2 separate regions of the Mus musculus genome follow, and region 2 is linked to region 1. A link is a loop called in an ENCODE intact Hi-C map of the cell type or tissue named here. Cell type or tissue: left cerebral cortex. All regions are shown on one strand.

The links. Hi-C counts contacts between places; a loop is a spot of excess contacts. Peaks named below come from ENCODE experiments on the same cell type or tissue, not always from the same donor. Only the 100,000 strongest peaks of a DNase experiment are listed, where the experiment ranks them.
Region 2: it touches region 1 in a loop (2.3-fold over the local background); 2 of 42 quality-filtered maps call a loop at or near these places.

The regions. Positions count from the first base shown.
Region 1 is chr10:76,285,764-76,293,763 of GRCm38, forward strand. Dip2a (disco interacting protein 2 homolog A) reads right to left here. Exons shown (of 38, transcript NM_001081419.2): 17 at 6,549-6,663; 18 at 5,245-5,384; 19 at 1,550-1,686; 20 at 599-679. Among named protein-coding and RNA genes, the nearest start is that of S100b, 36 kb to the left of the region's middle. In left cerebral cortex, no CTCF peak of the experiment used is centred here; DNase peaks (open chromatin) are centred at 1,992, 3,486 and 4,332.
Region 2 is chr10:76,489,287-76,497,286 of GRCm38, forward strand. It overlaps Mcm3ap (minichromosome maintenance complex component 3 associated protein), which reads left to right. Exons shown (of 29, transcript NM_019434.3): 12 at 49-290; 13 at 582-781; 14 at 1,442-1,542; 15 at 3,575-3,706; 16 at 4,144-4,257; 17 at 7,122-7,274. Among named protein-coding and RNA genes, the nearest start is that of Ybey, 24 kb to the left of the region's middle. In left cerebral cortex, a CTCF peak has its summit at 4,406; DNase peaks (open chromatin) are centred at 4,398, 6,827 and 7,211.

The sequences.
Region 1 (8,000 bases):
GGACAGATCACATGGGTGAAGAGAGGGCAGCACTGAAGGGTGGGAAAGGGGCATCAATGTTAAAGGGCTATAAAGTCATGGGTGGGTGTGTGAACGACTCTGAGATGCTCCAACAAGGGCAAGGCCTCATGGTGTGTCATGTGACCCATGAGCTAACTATGTAGCTACAGACACCGCCACATTACACTAGCTGGTACTAAGCAGTTCTGGCCTGCAGACACCCACAAGGGAGTGAGCCCGTCCCTGAGCTGTGACAACCAATGTTTCTGGGAAAGGACACACGCATCCACCTGAGAAGAGGTGGGCCTAGATGCTGCAGATGTATTCATTTTATCATTTTAAATATCAAAACTGGAAAAAAATGATAAAAACAAAATCACCCCCACTTCGTTTCGCACCCGGGGCCCACTGTGGGTCGGTGGCTGGAGAAACAGTACATGCAGGTCAGAAGCAGGCCAGGGTGGTCAGCACGACAGGCCAAGGTCACACTGAGAACCTAGGACACTGGGGACAGGAGCGTGTTTACAGAGCAGCGTTCCTTTCCTCCGCCAGCGCTCTCTGCAGCTGGGCGGGTATAGGAGGTCACACTCATACTCACAGGTCCGATAAATCCCAGAAGGCCTGTCCTGGTGAAAGGCCGGTCAGAGACAGGGACTCCGTCCGCAGTGACCGGGACGGTCTGCCAGAACAGGGGAGAGGATGTCAGGCAGCAGACAACTCACTGACTACTAGAAAGACAGGGCGGGCAAGCAGGAGGACTCAATAGTGGCCAGGCCAAGGCAGGCTCAGGCCTCCAAATTGCCTCTTGGTGATGACGCAGGCTTCTTAAAGACAAAGCCCACTGTTACGTCAATGCTCGAGGGGGAAGACATCCATCAGGGAGCTAGAACATTCGGTAATGTTGTCCTCTTGCAAAGCTTAGCAGCATTGTTTTTCAAATGTGCAGCATTTTATTTACATTTCCTCTTAGTTGTTTCAATTTTCAGTTTTAGATTGCACAAAGATTTATTACTTTCATTAACATATTTGGACCACACTCCTGGTCACAGACAGCTCAAAAAGCATAACCAGGGTGGATGTGATTGATGAGGGCTGGAAGGCTGAGACCTGTCTTAGCGGACACAAAATCGAGTTAGGGAAAGATGGCATTACTTTAGCCATTTCAAATACCACACACCGCCTGTGGCCCAGGGTTTAGTGTCCCACAGGAAGAGACTCCCAGGGCACCTGGCCCTCCACAGACCATTCTCTCACCTTGTCTGCTCTGCTGAGTGGATACAGCACCTACCCAGGACTCCAGCAACCCTCACCTATTTGTACACCCAGCTCCTGGTATCACCTGTCCTTACAGGGACTTATCGTGAACAACAGGGATCATACAGTGAGCAGAGCTGGGGTCCTATCGGTACCTTCTCACTGGCCGAAGCCAGCTAAGCCTGTGGAGTGTGTGAATCACTCCTCGGGGGCCTCCACTTCCCCCTGAACATTTGTGCCCATCAACACTCATGGGATTTGATTTCAAGATAAAGATCAGGAAGGGGATACGCACCTCAAATGTATTCTTCGTGATTCCAAGCAGTCCATAGTATGCTGTCCCAGTTGCAACAGAATTGACACAGATTTCTCCAATTTCATCAGTTTTACAGAGATAAGGGGCACCATCTACCTTCACAACACACACACTAGCTAAACAGAGAAAAGAATTCAAAATCATCAAGGTATATATTTAAACAGATCACTCACAAAAGTTTTCTTGCTCACATATTCGAGGGGTTTTTCATTTGTTTGTTTTTGAGACACTGTGTAGCTCTGACTGGCCCAGGCCTCTCTATTTGGATGGAGCTGGCCTGAGGAACTCACAGAGATCCACCTGCCTCTGCCTCCCAAGTGATGAGATAATAAGTGCGCCACCGTGCCTGGCACTGCTGCTATAATTGAAGTTATAGAAACAAAACATTACACAGGCTGCAAATTCTTATACAGAGAGTCACGGTGTGGGTGTGGACAGTGCTATTTAAGTACTTGTTATAAGCAGCGTGAGGGATACGGCTATAAGTGGTAGCGAGCTCACTTAGGATATAAGGAGGTCTGGGTCCACTGCCCGCGCTAGAAAGACAGATACAGACCACACAGACACACAGACACACAGACATACACACACACAGAGACATGAATGCACACATGCAGACATGCAGAATGGGGAGGGTCAGATGTGATTAAAAAGTAAACTACATCTATGTAATACTCTTTTTTTTTTTTTTAAAAAAAGATTGATTTATTTATTTTATGTGTACAAGTAGACTGTAGCTGTCTTCAGACACACCAGAAGAGGACATCAGATCCCATTACAGATGGTTGTGAGCCACCATGTGGTTGCTGGGAATTGAACTCAGGACCTCTGGAAGAGCAGTCAGTGCTCTTAACTGCTGAGCCATCTCACCAGCCCTATCCAATACTCTCTTGACTAACAGAATCTCATTTTCCCATGTACACGGACGGGAGTATTTACCTTCAGTGTGCACAGAGATGATTTAAAAGTCACAAAAATCACTCAAATTACTACAAATCCACTTGATATTGTATAAGTGTGAATGCTAGGAGGCCGGTACAGCACACTTCAGCGCTGGAATAAGACTTATTAGATTTGACTGTGCCCAGAAGCCCAGTCAATTAAGCAACCGCCAAACGCTGGGAAGGGCCCCAACCCCAGAGAGAATGCCTAGGAAGTGTGTGCACAATCAGTCATTGTGTGGCCATTTCGTCAGAGGTGAGACATCTGTCTTGGACTGAAGCGTGTTAAGACATGGAATGTTTTCAAGGGAAGTGAAACATTCCACCCTTCAAGGAAACTTCACAAAATTCAGGAAATAAACAACTTAAAAGCTTCAGAAAAAAATCCCTAAAACTCAGCAGATTCATTAGGCTCTCTCCTCCCAAAGCTTGCATATAACTTGCTTTGAATCGGGAGATACATTCTCAGGGAAGTCCAACTGCATAGAAGAGTCTCAGACCACTTGAGCTGCCTGAGCAAGCTCTCCAGCCTCTTACACTGACTGCAGGTTGTACAGCGTGTTCCAGGTCTCCAGCTTTTGTGAGCAGTCATCTAGGCTGGGGTTGGCTTTCAGTGATACGGCTGTCGTGGGATCATTTCCACTCCTGAAGCTCACTGGTCCACTAAGTTGGACGTGGATGCTATCCTGACTTTGGGCTGTTATGGATTCCCTGCCTGGGGCGAGTAGATAGCTGTTCATTTGTTCTCCAGGGAAAGTGTCACAAAGCATGTGTACACATATCTGGCGGACACATACACAGAAAAACACCTGGGAGCACATGTACAGACATGTGGGAGTGTGTGTACAGATATATGACTGGGAAGTGCACAACACAAGACAGGTTTGCATGCCTCAGAGCAATAAAGGAAAACAAGTGTAACTCTTGATGTATTCAAAATAAATAGCGAGGACGGGAGACAGCTGCTAGGAAAGTGGGTGCCAGGAAGCATGGGACCTAAATAAATCTCAGAGCCGTGCACAATGTTTTAGAAAGCCATGTACAATGTGTTAGAAAGCCATGCACAATGGCATTTTTTTTTTAAGTTCTAGTGTTGGGTAGACAGATGGGCAGATCTTTGAGGCTTGCTGGCTAGCCAGACTAGCCGAGTCAGAGAGCTCCAGGCCACTGAGACCCTATTTCTAAGTAAGGGTTAGAATGTCTAAGTAACACCACCGGAGGTTGTCCTCAGGCCCCTACGTGCACACGCACATACATGTGTCCCCCTCTGCATACAAAGGAATATACAAACTAAGTATTACTCACAATCCCCCACACACAATTTACAACCTACTTGAACAAGTAAACAATATTACTCCATTGTCTGTTTTTATTTTATCATTTGGTTGTTGTTGAGACCAGGTCTACTAGGTAGCCCAAGCAGGCCCCAAACACAGGACTCCTCTGCTTCAGCGTCCTAAGTGCTGAGACTGTTGAAGTCATCCGCCATGCTTTTGAAAATGTTTTAACTACAAAGTCAAGCATTCCGCAAGACTGTTTCTAAGGGAGTCAAATTATAGGAAGAAATATAATTCCCATGAATTAAAAGGTGGAGCCAGAAACTCTAATTTAAACCTCTATGTTCACTGCAGTCAGAACTCTGCCTAACCCAGGGACCAGTGTATCTGAAGCTTCTGTGTCTGGAGTTTAGCACCCTTCATCAAGGCTGCCTGGGCCACAGACTGCAGCTTGAGGCCAGGACGCCAGGCAGCCAGCAGAACCCACACATCTGGCAGAAGAGGGGAGCACCGATGTTGAGGGTAACTGGGTATGCAAGATAGCACCCTACTTCTGGAACTAACAAAGTGTCTTGATTAGCCTTGCCAACTTGGCCCAGCCTACAGTCCTCTCGGAGGAGGTTCCTCAATTGAGAAACTGCCTAAAACAGACTGGTCCATGGACAAGCCTATGACAGTTAAACTGTTTTGATTATTAATTAATGGAGGAGAGCCCAGAGCACTGTGGGAGGTACCATTCCTTCAGTAGGTGGCTAGAGATGTATAAAAAAACTATCTAAACATAAGCCAACAAACAGAGTTCTGCCATAGTTTCTGCTTCAAGCTCCTGCCTTGACTTTCCTGAAAGTGTAAGCCAAATGAAACCTTCCTTCCTGTTAGCTGCTTTTGGTCAGCATGTTTCATCACAGCATCAAAGAGGAACCCAGGACAGAAGAGTGGAATACTGCCTGTGGCAGGAATGGGGTGCCAGGGCAGCAACCAGTAGCTGTAAGAGTAGTAAACTTAGAGCAGTTTGACAGCATCCCTGCTTCCAAGGGCTCCTGAGCCAGACTCTGGCCCCATTCCTCAGTGACACTTAGAGGACCACTCCAACACCCCTTCTCCCTGTCCTTCCTCAAAGCAGCAGGGAAATGCCCGGGCCAGCATCTGCAGGAGGGTGCAGATGTGATTTTCTTCCTTCCTTCCCTTTTTTTTTTGGGTGGGGTGGGGGAGGTTCCACATCTGTCACCACAGGTGATTCTGACAATCTACTCGGGTGACCTCATCATCCAGGCATTTACAGCATCAGTTTTTTCTGAGGTACCCTATAGAAACTGCAGGGTGTTAAATCCCCCAAGAGGCACGAGGTTAAGGACTAGGCCTGGTGTACAGCGAGTGAGCTAGCACTGCTGGTGCACTAATGCTCTTTCTGTTGTCAATCAGGGCAGGATGCAGATGCACTCTGGCCGATTCTTACCTCCGGGCATCACCTGGCCGACATCCTGAACAGTGAGAACCGACAGCTTCTCCTCAGTGTCAACTCGGATCACACCGTAGCTCAGGCCGTTCATTGACAGGACAGCTTTTCTTGGAGGAGGTCCTCCCAGATCTGGAGGCCTAGGCAACAAGAACACCAGCAGGCCTGCTGACGAGGGCCCTCACTCCAAGAAACAAGGAACTCGACTGACGCTCAGTCCCTCACTAAAGCACCTGCTCTGTGTGTGGCCTGGTCAAGACAGTGTACTCTAAAGCCATGTGCCTCTCTACAGTATGGCTTCAATACTATTATCAGAGGTGACTCAATTTCTATCTGGTTACCTTGGGACCTTAGCACAGAGTCCTAGGGTACTCAGGTGGGCAGACTAACTATTAGGAGGCCTCTGGGCTGCAATGGGCTGTGATACCATCCATGTGCAGAGGGCGCTCAGGCCCATGTTACCTTTATAACACCACCTCCCCACAGCAGATGGCCTGATAGAACCCTTCCCAAGACATGGGACGCTGCTTTTAATTCTATTATTAAAATAGTTACTTAAAACTTAGATATTTGTAAGCACACACTATCTTTAAATTATAAGCACAATGCATACATGACCGGAGCTGAGGCAATTCTGTAAGATGCTGAGGAGATGTCCTCTACTGTGAGCACATGGCCTGAAGCCCCACAGAATGGTGCTCAAGGGCAGGATCAGCAATACCAGGAGTCTCATGACCAAGGAAGGAAAGTGCCTTTGGGCCTAGCTGTGGTTTGGGAACAACATGCTGTGTGCAAGAAATATAGGAAGGAACCCAGGGACCAGATACTAGGATACTAGCTCTTAGATGGGGTGGGGACTCTCAGGGCAACCTCAAGGCCCTACTCTACATCCCAAGATGTGCCACAAAGAGCAGCTTGGGGTGCAGAGCTTATGGTGGCAGATGCTTCCCTTGGTAAGTTAAAGGTCCTCTTCAGCAGACCCACAGCCAGCAGAACCTCTCAGGACAAAGAGCTCTTGTTTAGTTATAACTTTTACGTACGATCAGGCAGAAATAGCAAGCTCTTGATTTGGGAAGAAGTGTAAGGAGAACTAAATTGAGAGAATCCAGTGGTGTAGTCCAGGAACCATGGAACTGTAGGCTGCACCTCCTGCTACCTGAGGGGGACTGCGGCACTGATAGGAAGTCCTTCTTCAGGATGCCCAACAGTTAGAAACAGACTACAAACTTAGAGCCATAGGTAACTCCATCAAACATAGACTATTCGAATGTGTGTTCACAAAAGACAGCATGCAGCTCAGTTACCTGCGGATGGCTACTGTCAGCGCCTCAGGAGAACTGGCACAAGGACAGATGACCTCTGGCCTCAGACCTCTGGACTGGAAGACGTTGAGGAAGGCATCGCAGGAAGATATTGACCCTGTGTAAAGCATAAAAGGTGACTGGAGGGCCAGCGGGCCAAGAGCACACAGTGTGTAAGGCATCACACTGCTGACAGCCAGGCTGAGTCCTGGCTGCACATAAGCCTGTTTTAACAAGATCACCGCTACAATTTGGCAAAGCAGTCCTTCTTAGGTTAGTAGTGATCACCACAAGACACACACGATCATTTCCTGCTCAGCAACAAGTAAGAGTCTGGAAATCTTTCACAGGAGGCCTGGCTTTAGACTTGTGTTTGTTACTGTGGCCCAGCAAGGCCTGGCCTGACCACAGATGGCCGATGGGACAACAAGTGCGGCTCCTGCGAGTGGCTTTAGAGATGTGTGATCTACACCTTCACCAAAGATGTCCTGCCTCTCCCTTGTGCCCTCTCCTTTGGGTAGACTTCCATCATTCAGTCATTCAAGGCTGGCAAGATGTAACAGATGTGTTAGAGAACTTGGCAACAAGGAGGCTCCGTCTGCTCAGGGCTCCAATAACTAGGGTCCTGCAGCCATGGTGACGCTAGGGTTTCATTATAAACCTCTCCCAACACAGGTACATAGAAGGGAAACAGGCATCTACAGGGGCTCCCAGTTTCACATTCTTTGGGGGGCAAGTGTCTCCTAAGGAAAGAAGGCAACAGACTGTTCCGTGTTACCAAGACTGGATACGACATCATAAAGGACCAGTAAGTGAAGTGCAAATCAAGGCCTGTGAAGGGAAGCTAGCTCTCTGGTACCTGGAGGGATGTGGATGGAGGAGACAGGGCAGAGCTATTAGGGCTAACATTCATCTCTAGAAAGAAAACGCTGGAAGGAAGCGATGTGCTCAAGTGACCACCGACTGCAGCTGAGTGCATAAGCAGAGAGCCAGGGCAGCTGTGGGTGGCTGTGGGCAGATGTGGCTGGCTGTGGGTGGTTGTGGGCAGCTGTGAGTGGATGTGGATGGCTGTGGGCAGCTGTGGGTAGCTGAGTGCATAAGCAGAGAGCTAGGGAAGCTGTGGGTGGCTGTGGGCAGCTGTGGGTGGATATGGCTGGCTGTGGGCAGCTGTGGGCGGGTGTGGGTGGCTGAGTGCATAAGCAGAGAGCTAGGGTAGTTCTGGGCAGCTGTTGGCAGCTGTAAGAGGCTATGGGCAGCTAAATGTATAAACAGAGAGCCTGGGCAGCTGTGGGAGGCTGTGGGCAGCTAAATGAATAAGCAGAGAGCCAGACCAGCTGTGGGCAGCTGTGGGCGGCTGTGGGCAGCTGTGGGCGGCTGTGGGCGGCTGTGGGCGTGAGAAGGCATGAGTTATCCATGGATATGGGAAGGAGGCCTTGCTTGTCTCAGACGTACACT
Region 2 (8,000 bases), 200 kb after region 1:
TCTTCTTTCCCTGCTGACTACTTGCTGTGCTCTTTGTGGTCTGCGTAGCTGTGTTGAGCTGAATCGGTCGGCATTCTTGGAACCGGAGGGATTATGCAAGGCCAGGAAGTCAGTGTTTATTGGCCGGAAGCTGACGGTGTCAGTTGGGGAAGTTGTGAATGGAGGGCCGTTGCCCCCTGTTCCTCGCCATACACCTGTGTGCAGCTTCAACTCCCAGAATAAGTACGTTGGAGAGAGCCTGGCTACGGAGCTGCCCATCAGCACTCAGAGAGCTGGTGGAGACCCAGCAGGTGAGTCAAGTACGTTTCCCTTCTTGGAAGCCTCCCTGTCACTCGAAGATTCTGTCTTGGCCAGATGCTTAAATATCTCTTGCTTTGCCTGGATCTGGAGTTTTGAAGCCCCTGTTAGAGCTTGTGATAGTGCGTTTCCACACAGGGCATCTGTCATCCTGTGCCATGTCCCTGAATGGTTGTCAGGAGGGCAGTCTGCCCCTCACGCTACAGATAGCTGTGTCCTTTTCTAGAGACTGTAGTTGTGTGCTCTGCTAGCAAGTGTCTTCAGCACCTTGTGTCTCTTTCTAGGTGGTGGCAGAGGAGAGGACTGTGAGGCAGAGGTGGACGTGCCAACATTGGCGGTCCTCCCACAGCCGCCTCCTGCATCCTCAGCCACGCCGGCGCTTCATGTCCAGCCACTGGCCCCAGCCGCAGCACCCAGCCTTCTCCAGGCCTCCACGCAGCCTGAGGTGCTGCTTCCAAAGCCTGCGCCTGTGTACTCTGACTCGGTAGGGATCGTGCGTGTTAAAGCCTCATGACGTCTGTAGCATTCTGTGTAAGGGTGCTGTGTTGCTTGGTCTCGTTAGATAGGAGCCCGAGTCGGGAGGGGGAGGGGGAGAGGCTGGATCTACTCAGTCAGCCTCAGGTACCAACAGGGGCCCATCTTCATCATAGTCAGAGCTACACTTGAGTGCCTCCTTCCATACCAAGCTGAACCCTACATGTCTGTTCTGCTCATGTGCAGCACCCAGCAAATGGCTGTCCAGGGCCTGTGGGTCACGACACTGCTTTGTACCTGTCGGCAGAGGGAGGCTTTGGTTTTGAGCAGATCTTGTTTGTTGCACAAGTGGGGACTTGATTGTGTCTCACTGGCCTCTCAGGCAGATGCTGGACACTGTCCCTACTGGAGGGTCAGAGGGTCTAGAGGGAAAGTTCATAGGTCACAGGAATTGAGGATTTAATGTGCACACAAAATGATGGCTAAAGGTGCTGTTGGGGCCACCTACAGGGCAGTCCTCAGCAGGCTTGCTTGCCCTCACCTCTGTGGAAGGCATCTTTCTGTTGTTCAGAGTCTTCCTGCAGCCCTCTACACTAAGGTCCCTGTGCTTTGCTGGGAACACCTTCACAAATGTCACTAAGAAGTCTTCACGCAAGATGTCTCTCCTTAGGACCTGGTACAGGTGGTGGACGAGCTCATCCAGGAGGCTCTGCAAGTGGACTGTGAGGAAGTCAGCTCCGCTGGGGCAGCCTACGTAGCCGCAGCTCTGGGGTGAGTGGTGACTAGCGTGTCAGCCTTTCTTGCTTGGCTGACAATTGCTTTCTGGGCACAGTCATGTCCTTCCTAATAAAGCTGTTCTCTCTTACCAGCAAGTCCCTGTTCCATGTGCTTAAGATCCACGGTGACAATTTCAGGGACTTTGCACCTCTCTGAGGCCTAAATGTTTCTTCTGGTCTCTAGGGAGGTGCGGTTTCTCCTGTTTCTGACCTTTAGTTCTTATTAGTATGTAATTTCCATTTGTGATTCCTTTTTTAAACGGTTCAAGTCTTAATTATTTGATTGTTTATTTTATGTGTTGAAGGGTTTAGCTTGCAGGTATGTGTGTCCTCCATGTATACCCAGTACCTGCAGAGGGCAGAGGAAGGCATCAGCTCCCCTGGAGCTGAAGTTACAGATGGTTGTGAGGTGTCCTGTGGGTACTGAGAATCGAACTCAGGTCCTCAGGAATACTCAGTGCTCCTAACTGCTGAGCCGTCTCTCCAGTACTGCCCTTTTGTTTTAGCTTTTGAACTGGACACTGTAGACCGTGCTGGCCTCCAGCTCCCTGAGATCAGCCTGCTTCTGCTCCCCCTCTGCTGGGGCTGAAGCTATACTTCACCATGCCAGCCTGTAGCCTTGAACTCCTGACTGCCGCCCCTAGCCTCCTGAGCACCAGGATTGCAGGCGTGCACTGCCAGTCTGTCCGTCCGTCTGGGAGTGGTGGCTCTCTGTCTCCCGTTCTTTGTGACAGGAGTGGCATCTCATTAAAGCCTGACTTGTATGTCCCTCATGGCTGGCGGTGCTGCTTCTTTTCTGTCCTGTTTGTTCTTCTGTTTTCCTGGAACTGTAAGTTAACTTGTTGGCCTCTGCTTGAGCTATTTGTGGTCGACTTGTAGGAGCGTCTTTATATTCTGGATGTTAATCTCTTATCAGACACAGAAGTGCATGTATTTTCTCTCATTCTCTGGATGGTCTTTTTCCCCTGTTTCAGCCCCCACCTCTCAAGTACACCTGGCAGGCAGCGCTGAGGTGTGAGCCTTTGGGCCTGTTAGACAAGCACTCTACAACCGAGCCACCGCCCTGGCTCTGACCCCGCTTCTCTTCTCGCCTCTTGTAACGTCTCTAATGCATACAAGAGTCAAACCTTTTTGGAGTCTAATCTTTCTAATGTTTCTTTTGTTACCTGGGCCTTTAGGGTCTTACCTAGAAAATTACTGCCAAATCCAATGTCATGAAAATATTCGTATTTTCTTCTACAAGTTTTATAGCTTATGTTTTTTTCTTTGCTTTGTCTGTCTGTTTGTTTGTGCATTTGTTTGGACGGTGTCTCAGTTTGGGGCCCTGGCTTACCTGAACTCAGTGTGTAAACCAGACTGTCCCGGGGATGCTCAAATGACCAACAGGGCCTGGAGTTGTAGTGCAAACTGTTTCTGTCCTTAGTTTAACGTACTAGGGATTCTCTCATTCCTGAATCTAAGCAATATACCTTGTGAAACTAGTTTACCATTTCATTTACAAAAATAAGATTATTTATGATAAGAGATATGATAAACTCACTTATATATTTTTTAACTTAGTTTTTAAACTTGATTACTCTTGAACTCCTTTGTGAATTATATCTTTTGAGCTATATAATTGCAAAAGTCACAGAATCATCATGTATATGTGTATGTGTGCATGTGTGTGTATATATGTGTGTGTGTGTGTATATATATATATATATATATGCGTATATATTACTATATATGTGTACAGTATTAGTATTAAGACGATTGCAGCTTTGTGAGGTAGTAAGTATAGTTGTATTTCTTTACTGTAGATGCTTTTTTAGAAGAACTTTATTTTGTTTATTATTAGTTATTACTATTGTTCAGGTTACCTGCTAGCACAGCATGGCAGCTTTACGGCTGAGCCATCTTGTCCGCCTGTGATTGGTTTTCATGTATTGAGGTCTCTGCCTTCTAGAGACAAGTCTCCCATGGCAGGAGGGAATGGTGGCTTGCTGTTGTCTGGGTTTGAATGCCGCCTGCTTTGTTTTGTTAAGCGTTTCCAATGCTGCTGTGGAGGATCTGATTACTGCTGCGACCACGGGCATTCTGAGGCACGTTGCCGCTGAGGAAGTTTCCATGGAAAGGCAGAGACTAGAGGAAGAGAAGCAACGAGCTGAGGAGGAACGGTGGGTGTGTCTTGCTCCTATAGACGGGCATGGAGGTTAGTTTGCCCCAGCCCTGACCTCTGACTTCTGATAGCCCTTCTGTCGTCTGACCCTGTTGGACCATTCACCACCCTAATGATTTGACTAAGGGAAGGGTGTGTGTGTGTGTGTGTGTGTGTGTGTGTGTGTGTGTGTATTTGTATGTATGTATGTGTGTGTGTGTGTGTGGTATGTGGTGTATGTGTGTATCTGTGCCTGTGTGTGTTGCAGGGTGGATGGCATATTGATGTGTGTGCAGGTTCCTCTGGGTGTTAGGTCTCTGGAGCTGTAGCTACAGGCAATTATGAGCAGTGCCATGTGGGACCTGAACCTGCAAAAACACTGCGTTCTTAACCACTGAACCACTGAACTGAATTCTTTAAGTATTATCTTTGTGCTTTTCTTCCGTTTACCCCTAGGTTGAAGCAAGAGAGAGAACTGATGTTAACTCAGCTGAGCGAGGGTCTGGCCGCAGAGCTGACAGAACTCACGGTGACAGAGTGTGTGTGGGAAACCTGCTCTCAGGAGCTACAGTGAGTGACATACTGTGTCCTGAATGTCAGGAGGAAGGAGGGACTGTGGCCAAGCTGTTGTAATGATGTGTATGCATATCATGGTCTCTCTTTCTAGCCCCGGCTGTCCTGTAGACAGGCTGGTCTTGGCCTCAGACACAGAGAGCTCCATCTGCCTAGCTTCCCAAGTACTGCATCAAAAGCTTCTAGACAGATGTAGCATGCTGTTTTCTGATAGGGAGGCCCTCTGAGTCAGTGTCCCTATCAGGAAGCATGAGATGTGTCTGTTGGCAGATTTACTAGAGAACCTTTGTATAGTAGGCCATATGCCATTATTCTTCAACTAAGGGAGCCTTTCTTTCTTTTCTTTTTTTTTCCTTTCCCTTTCCCCATCTTGCTCTGGTCCCCGAGAGCAGGGATAGGGATTGTTTGTTTGTTTGTTTGTTTGTTTCTCTCTCATTACGGATGGTTGTGAGCCATCATGTGGTTGCTGGGATTTGAACTCTTGACTTCCAGGAGAGCCCTCAGCCCTCTTAACCACTGAGCCATCTCACCAGCCCTAAGGAAGCCTTTCTAAACTTGTGTGTGAGGCTTCCTTGGCCTTTTCACTTGAGAGCTGTTGAGGAAGGTCTGCCCTGTGCTTCTGTCCTGCTGAGAGCATTAGCTGGACGGAGCACAGTGCACGGCACAGCGCCCACCGCTCAGAGGCAGTGTGTTTGCAGTCCGTGTTCTTCCTAGTCCGAGACTTGGGAGCCTGTCTCTCCAGTTGCTATAAGGAAGAGATCTCACAAAACGATGTCAAATGTCCATTCTCTGAGGCAGGATCATACTTTGTAGCCCAGAATGGCCTAGCACTTACTATGTAGTTCATGTTGGTCTTGAACTTGGGTTATTCTCCTATGTGAGCCTTCCATGTACTAGATTAATTTAGTATATCATTTGTTTTGTTTTGTTTTGTTTTGTTTTGTTTTGTTTTCTGAGACAAGGTCTGACTATGTAGTCCTGGCTGGTCTTGAACTCACTTTGTTACCTGGGTAGTCTCAAACTCAGAGAAAGCCACTTACTGCCTCTGCCTTCCAACTGCTGTAATTGGAGGTGTGCCACTGTGTCAAGCTAGTGAGCTTATTTTTATTTTTTTAAAGGAGAGGGAAGTTTATGCCTGTTTCTTTTCAAATATTTATGTGCATGAGTACACAGTTGCTGTCTTCGGACACAACAAAAGAGGGCATTGGATCCCATTACAGATGGTTGTGAGCCACCATATCGTTGCTGGGACCTGAACTCAGTACCTTTTGGAAGAGCAGTCAGTGCTCTTAACCGCTGAGCCATCTCTCCAGCCCTGTGAATTTATTTTTAGTCCTAAATAAAAGCCCAGGGCTTGCTAACGTGTGAGGTAAGTGCCTGCGGCTCTGGGTGTCTGAGTCTGGCTCGGTCTGGAGTGTCTCTGGCACTGGCAAAGATGGGTTATTGGGAAGGGGTCTCCTCTGCTTAGGGTTACTTCTGCTTTAATGGGGTAGGTTGTTTTTTTTTTTTTTTTTTTCTGCCTTATTTAGTAGAATCCTTTTATTTAAAAGTTTCTTTTTTTGGGTGAGAGAAATACCTCAGTGGTTAAGAGTGCTTGCTAAACCCAGAGGTCCTGAGTTTAATTCCTAGACCTACGTCAGTTACTCACAGTCATGAGTAACCCCACCTCCCGGGACTCTGCTGTCCTGATCCAGCCTCTGCAGGCTGCCAAACACAGGTGGCATGCCACAACACTGTTTCTCTTTGTATCTGGGTACAGCAGTACTTGCCTGTCGTCCCAGTACTTGTGAGGCTGAGGGAGGAGAACAGGTTTTAGGCCACCTCAGGCTACAAAGCAAATTCTGTGTCAGCTGGGGTTAACTAGTGAGACTCTCTTTGAAAAAGAGGAAAGTCTGAGATACAGGTTTACCTGAGGGCAACCACCATCTGACCAGAGGAAGCCATTCCTAGTAGCCACTAGTATTTATCATGTGTGGAAGGTACTTCTAATTGTAGATACCACATATTGCTGATAAGACTTTGAAGTTGTCTAAGTTGTCATTAAAAATAAAAATTCAGAATCACTTGTTGCCGAGCTTAATGACCTGGAGCCAGTCTGCAGAACCCACTCAGTGGAGTAAGAGAGCACTTCCTGCAGCCTCCACGCACGTGTACCCATGGTGCACTGGGGCCCTCACACCGGACAGAGTAAAGTTTGTGTGTGGCTTCTTGTTATGTTAGGTTCAGCTGCTGTGCTCAAGTGGTGCTCTCACCTCAGGCTCCTGGGCGTTAGGGTTAGGAAGTTTACGCAGGCCACCATAGCTTTATGAGTTAAAACTTTATTTCTGGATTGTTACAGTGGCCTGTTTGGACTTGATCTGGCACCCCCATGACATTTTTCGCTTTTCTTCCCAGGTGATCTGCTTTTAAGTAAAAATAAAAGTCTTGAACTCCCTCTTATAGTGGAAATGTTATATTTGTTACTGTATTTCCATAGGAAGTCAGACTCCAGCTTCTTCTAGGGTGGGTGCAGCAGTCAGAACCAGGGCCTTACACATGCTAGGCAGATACTGTCCTAATTTGGTTTTCATTGCTGTGACTAAGACTGTGACTGAAAGCAGCTTGGACAGGGAAGAGTTTATTTTTTATTTGGCTTACACTGCCACATCACAGCTCATTATGGAAGGAAGTTGAAACTGCCTTACGGACTTGCCTATTGGCAATTGGATGGAGGCATTTTCTCAATTGAGGTTTCTCTTTCCGTATAACTCTAGCTGTGCCAAGCTGACATTCCCGACCCAGACGCACATTTTTAAAGCAGGCCCGTAAGTGTCCATGCCCTTTGGTGTAGCTGCTTCTATGGTAATTGCTCTCTATTTTAGGAGTGCAGTAGAAATAGACCAGAAGGTCCGTGTGGCCCGCTGTTGTGAAGCCGTCTGTGCACACCTGGTGGATTTGTTTCTTGCTGAGGAAATTTTCCAGACTGCAAAAGAGACACTCCAGGAACTCCAGTGTTTCTGCAAGTATCTACAACGGTTAGTGCTGTGTTCCTACAGATAACGTCCACCCACACAGGAGCTTTTATCGCGTTCATAATATGTGAGCTGTCAACTCCATTAGTCAGACATGAAAGGCTCACAGATTGATAGGAATGGAGAACTGAAGTAGAGTTAGAATATCTTGTATGTGAACAGATATTTATAGAGTACTTGCTTTTTATTGTTTGTTTGTTTATTGGCTGTACTGGATACAGGGAAATGTCTTTGAATACATTAAATAATTCGCCATGGCTTCACGAATATGAATGAATCTTTCAAACTGGTATTCTCTTACAAAAATCTGATGTTCTCTCTAAAATCAAAAAATCAAAACCATGTATTTTTTTAGATTTATTTATTTATTTATTTATTTATTTATTTTGGTTTTTTGAGACAGGGTTTCTCTGTATAGCCCTGGCTGTCCTAGAACTCACTTTGTAAACCAGGCTGGCCTCGAACTCAGAAATCTGCCTGCCTCTGCCTCCCGAGTGCTGGGATTAAAGGCGTGTGCCACCACGCCCAGCTTTAGATTTATTTTATTATCTTTTTTGTATATAGTGCTTTGTCTTCATGTACGTATGTATGTGAACCACACGCATGCCTGGAGACCAAGGATGTCAGAAGAGGTGTCACATCCTTTGGCACTAGAGTCATAGACAGATGTGACCTGCCACAGTGCTAGGAATCGAACCTGGGTCCTCTGCAAGAACAACACGTACTCTT